Regions from separate parts of the Homo sapiens genome. Here region 1 is linked to region 2. The links are chromatin loops, found by intact Hi-C in ENCODE. Cell type or tissue: GM12878. All regions are shown on one strand. Each heading gives the region's core, and the rest is flanking DNA. Links, peaks and the distances in the headings are about the cores only.

Evidence for each region. A loop is a pair of places that touch in the nucleus more often than their neighbours do. Peaks named below come from ENCODE experiments on the same cell type or tissue, not always from the same donor. Only the 100,000 strongest peaks of a DNase experiment are listed, where the experiment ranks them.
Region 1: it touches region 2 in a loop (5-fold over the local background); 7 of 110 quality-filtered maps call a loop at or near these places.

Annotation. Positions count from the first base shown.
Region 1 is chr4:184,099,251-184,102,163 of GRCh38, forward strand. All of the region lies in intron 6 of ENPP6 (ectonucleotide pyrophosphatase/phosphodiesterase 6), which reads right to left. Among named protein-coding and RNA genes, the nearest start is that of ENPP6, 120 kb to the right of the region's middle. In GM12878, for the core only: a CTCF peak has its summit at 1,234 (motif pointing left); no DNase peak of the experiment used is centred there.
Region 2 is chr4:183,470,944-183,473,856 of GRCh38, forward strand. LOC124900823 (a long non-coding RNA gene) reads left to right here and starts at 1,556. Exons shown (of 2, transcript XR_007058411.1): 1 at 1,556-1,789. In GM12878, for the core only: a CTCF peak has its summit at 1,468 (motif pointing right); a DNase peak (open chromatin) is centred at 1,528.

The sequences.
Region 1 (2,913 bases), core at 281-2,780, 630 kb after region 2:
TTGCACTTCACATCCTCACTCACGGAGTGTGGCCAGACACAAAGCACTAACAGGATTTTGGAACTGGGTTGGTGCAGTTAGGTGGGTTAAATTCCAGCTGCTACTTTCTAGCTCTGGGATCTTGGCTGTTTCACTTCTCTGAGCTGCAGTCTCCCTGCTGGTCCTGGCCACCTTGCAGGGTCTGTGGGGGATGTCATGACTGTGTGCTAAGTCCCTGACACACAATAGGTGTTCAATAGGTGGCAACGGTCTGGTCCGCAGATGCCCCTGGCCATGGGGCCAGGTGCCCGGGCAGTATGCAGCCGGGCAGTGTGGGTTGTGAGGGCTGAGCCTGCTTGTGCTTATTTAGCTGTCATATCACATTGCACAGCCATCTGCTCTCACCCCATAAATCGCCCCCTCGCATTGCAGCTTTCCAAGTTTCTCTGTTTCCTGAGTTTCCCGCATCCCTCGTCCCTCCTTCTCCAGCTGTGGTTCGTGTTTTTCCATGGGAAGGTTTCTTTCACTTACTGCATCTCTAACTTTCTCTTTTTCTTCCTTATCTGTCCATGGTGATGATCACAACACATCCCAATTTAGTCTCGTCAGCTGATTTAATGTGTTGCTTCTCCCTCTCACAGTCTACAAGGCGGTGAGCACTGAAGCACGAAGTAGAACACTTTTGCTATTAACAACCTCACCAATTATGAACCTCATAGTCTGTGTGTGCCCCATGGCAAAGAACAGAAGCAAGATAGGTGAAGACTGATGGCCTGATTTAAGACTTACAGCCTAGATTCCACAAATAAACACACAAAGCAGTGAAAAACCCCAGCCCTGAAAGTGATTTTGGATCTTTCTAGTCGTAGGTAAATCCACTCATTTTTATTAAAATAACAAGTTGCCCCAGAAAAACAATTGCTCTTACTGATGAAAAAATCATAGCCACCTGGCGGGTCAGGTGCACAGGTAACTGTGTGGTGTAAGTGATGGACTCAGCCTTCATTTCACAATGCTGCAGCCATGATTTCCTTCTTTTTCCTCTGCCAGTGGCTTTTAGCACCTTTGCTTTGTACCTCACATTATCTTCTCAAGGGCATACAGCTGAGGCCAGGCCCATGAAGAAGGGCCCGCCACACACCTCTCCACCTCCACAGTGGGAATGTCCATCTGTGGATCCGCAAGCTCCTGGTTGGCCTGCTGACCCCATCCAGCCACTGCGGGGCCCAGGGACTGCCACACAGCGCCACCTAGTGACATCCGGGGAGGCGCCCCAGCCCTCCAGATCTGGCCGAAGGTGAGAAAAAAGGGTAGAGGGTGGGCTTGTGTGTGTGCGTTCAGGCAGAGTGGGGCCTCTAAGTGGGATCCCACTGTAGGGTGGGCAGCCAACTCCCAGGGTGAAAGGAAGCACCCGGTTCTCCTGCAATGTGTGCTGGAGGGGGTGTCTCCCCACTCCTCAACTGGTGGGGAGGGAATTCACTCCATGCAGGCAGAGAAGGAGTGGGGTGCCCCAGGTAAGAGGAGTCCCAGGCGATGGTGGAACGTCCCTGCCAGCATGTGGGAGAAGCCCATGATTTCAGGGCCGGTTTATTCAGTTCTACGGATGTGGACTGAGCTCTGGATTCGTGCCAGGAACTCAGCTAGGCTTCTGGGGTCGGGGCCACAGAGGTGGAGGGCGGCTCCTTCCCCTAACAGAGCTCAGCTTTAGTGAGGGAGGAAGGGGGCTGCAGCTGCTGGGCATTGACTCCAGAGTAAGTCAGTGCCAGGAGTGGGTGCCCGAGCCTGAAGGAGGGAGGGAGGCTCAGGCCCCAGGGAGGCCTTCAGCAGTGGGGACACAGGAGGAGGCCGAGGGGAGAGTCAGTCAGTGGGGACGCAGCTGTGTGCATGCAACCTACATGCATGTAAACACATGTGTGCATGTGTGTGTGAATGTGTGTGTGCATGAGTGTGTATGTGCCTGTGTATGAGAGTGTGTGAGTGCATGAGTGTAAGCATGTGTGTGCGTGTGTATATGTGAGTGTGTGTTTATGTGTGTCTGTGTTGCACGTGTGTGTTAATGTTTATGTGTGTGAGCTTGTGTGTGTGTGTGTGTGTGTGTGTGTGTGTGTGTGTGTGTGTGTGTAGCACTGGGGTAGGGAGATGGGGAGGAGAAATCAGGATGAGGAGTCCACACAGGGAGTCCAAATAAAGAGGGTGGGGTCGCTCCAAGGGTCCTGCAGTGACAGAATCCTGGAACTCCAAGAGCGGAGGAGCCCTTGAATGACCTGGGTGGGAAAGATGGAAAGAAAGCTGCCATCAGAGAGAGACAGCTGGAAGAGCCAGGAGGTGAGAGGAACTGGGTTGTTTTGCTAGCGAGGTTTTGCCAACCAAACAGGGTGACCAACTCTCCTGGTTTGCAGCTGAGAGGGTTTCAGGGATGCAAGGCTTTCAGTTTGAAAACCAGGACAGTCCCAGGCAAACCAGGACAAGTTGGCCATTGTACAGTCAGCACTATATTAGGAATTTAGGTAACATCTTCACCCAGGGTGATATGTTCAGCACTTCCCAGTGCCTTCCAGGACCCCTCCTCTAGACAGGGGTAGACAGCAATGCCAGGACCCTCCTTGATGAGCCCCTCAACCAGTTAATCATTTCTAACAGGAAGGAACCAGAAACAAGTCGCCCCACACCAGGACGCGCGGTGAGAAGCCGCTGCGAGGGTGCCTTCAGGCTTGCGCGCTTTCCTGCCGGTGCCTGCATTCTCTCTGGGCGCCTGCACTCCATCGCCAGCTCCCCATGATAATGCCTGTTATATGCTTGCATTGATTTGGGAAGCCAAGGAATAATTATGAGATAAGAGTTATAATTTCTAGACCAGGCCTTTGTCTCAATCATCCTTAGCATTAAAATGAAAAGAAAATGCAACATTTGCGCTTTACCTCCGAATCAGAAACC
Region 2 (2,913 bases), core at 137-2,636:
TGCAGGAGGACTTTCAAGAAAATGGAAAGCCAGATTTTTCTTAGTGCTTTGAAGATAAAGAATGTCAGCAGAAACTAGCCTACTTAGCAAATACTTTATCACATAAACTAGTTGAACAAGTATCTTGCAGGCCCCAGGAGAAAACGTGTTGACTCCAAGTAATGAGATTCTTGGATTTAAAAGGAAACTGAATTTTTGAAAAAATCATGCTGAAAAAATCTTAAAATGCTTCCAATGTCGTTTGGCCCTATGAGCAAGGAAAGACATCAGTAAGTCTCACATCTTATTGAAAACCTTCTGGAAGAACTTCAGGACAAAATGAAAGGGCGTTTTCTCTCCATTTCAACACCAATGACCAGCGGAGGGACTTTTCCTTTAAACCTACTCAGCTTGAGAACTTGACTTTGAGAGGAGAGAAAGAACTTTGTAAACTGCAGTCTGATAGTACATTCAAGATGAGATTCACTGATCTCTCCCTAGGCGAGTTCTGGATTTCTGTGAAAGAAGAGTATCCTGCTATTCGTATGCCTAAAATGAAAATTTTGTTACAATGTTCAATTTCTTACTTACGTAAGCAAACTTTTTCCAGTATAACAAGCATGAAGAACACAGACAGAAATTCTCATTTCAATTGAAAAGGAAATCTGCAGGTGCTTAGTCCAAATTCATCCCAGGATCCAGTATTTGTGCTACCAAAAATAAGCACAGGTATCCACTTAAAGAGGCAAATTTTACTCTTTATTGTTAATTTCAAAAGTAATATTTTACGCCTAAACAGGCCTACAAAAAAGATCAAGAAACAATAATTTTGTAGGTGGGAGACTAGCCTGACTAACATGGTGAAACCCTGTCTGTGCTAAAAATACAAAATTAGCCGGGCATAGTGGCGCATGCCTGTAATCCCAGCTACTCGGGAGGCTGAGGCAGGAGAATTGCCTGAACCCAGCAGGCGGAGGTTGCAGTGAGCCGAGATCGCGCCACTGCACTCCAGCCTGAGAAACAAGAGCCAAACTCCGTCCCTAAATAGATAAATAAAATAAAATAAAAAATTAAATCCCAATTTTGGCTTAAGCCAGTTACTTATTTTGTTTCAAAATTTTATGGAAAGGAAAGATTCATCTCAAGAAAGGAAAGCTAAATATAGCGGTTTTGTAAAAAGGAAGTTTGGCTAAAAGGGAATTGTTTGTTTTAAATAGGAGGAACTACTCTTGCACATGTCCATGTAACCCTTTTATTCGTAGGCATTTTTATTAAGACTTTCACGCCCACTTGGATAAAGTTTTTAAAAATCAAATATAGAATTTAAAAGAAAGAAAAACGTATTTCTCTTATCTATACCACTGATACCCTTTAACATCCTTAATATCCTTTGTGAGGAAGGGGAACTATACAGTCAAACAGAGCCATGGTTCCCAGCCCACGGCATTGCCAAGGAGGGTTTGGGCTCCCAATGAAGGGATCCTTTAGCCACCAGGGGGCAGCACCAGGACACTTATTTCTCAGGGAATAATCAAAAAGAAGGAAAAAGTTACCTTATTCAACAAGTATCTATTGGACGTCGTATCGTATGTGCCAAACACTTAAGGAATTTACATTTACTGGGGCAATGGAATGGTGATAACGGGTATCAAAAGCAAAGTTGCCTACCTCCAATTTTACGAATACCTCATTAGCATTACCTCTTCCAAACACCCATGTTGACCTTTCAACAAACATATTTTTCGCTTCTTTCTCATTTCTAGGCCCTCTTCCTTCTTTGAATCCCACTTTTGGATGGATAATAGTTCAGGTGAGCCTCTGATCATTTCCTAAGTGGAACAAAAAATTGTCACTACTGGCCACTCCTCTCTCAAAATTATAGACACTATGTCAGACTTTTTTCCTACCAATGTCATTATGGAAATTTCATTTTTCCTTCTTTTTTTTTCTCTTGGCCTGAAAAACCTAAATTACTTATCATCTGGTCCTTTACAGAAAAAGTTTGTCAACCCCTTGATCTACCCCACCATCTTCTCTTCTTTGCACAACAAAAGATTCCAGGCCGTGTGTCTGCTTCTTCAACCTCCTGGCCTCTTTTCTCTTCCTCAGACAGTCTTTCCCTTCCTCGGGACTTTTATCCTTGCTGCATCCTTTAACTGCAATGCCTTTAGAGGCTCATTCCTATCCCTTAAATCTCATCTCCAACACCACTATCTAGAGTAAATATCCCCTTCTCTAGTTACTATGTCGTGAAATCACCCCTTTATTTCCTTCATAATTATCTCACTTATTGTCTATTTCCTTCACCAGAATGGAAGCTCCATGAGCTCAGGCACCTGACTGTCTTTTTCAACACTGACTAGTACATAACAGGCACTCAATATTTTTTTTAATTGTGGTAAAATATACATAACAAAAGTTACCATTTTAAGTATATAATTCAGCAGCGTTACATACATTCAAATTGTTGTGCAACCATCACCACCATCCATCTCCGGAACTTTTTATCTTCCCAAGCTAAGGCTCTTGGCCCATTAAACAATAACTTCTAATTGCATCCTTCCCTGTCCACCCTGGTGACCATCATTCTGCACTCTATGAATTTGGCTACTTTATGTCCCCCAAATAAGTGGAATCATACAATAGGTGTCCTTTTGTGACTGGCTTATTTTCCTTAGCATAATATCTTCAGGGTTTATCCATGTTATAGCATGTAACTGACTTTCTCTCCTCTTTTATTTATTTATTTTTTTTGAGATGGATCCTGGCTCTGTCGCCCAGGCTGGAGTGCAGTGGCACGATCTCAGCTCACTGCAACCTCCGCCTCCCGGGTTTAAGCGATTCTCCTGCCTCAGCCTCCCGAGTAGCTGGGATTATAGGTGCCTGCCACCATGCCCACCTAATTTTTGTATTTTTAGTAGACACAGGGTTTCA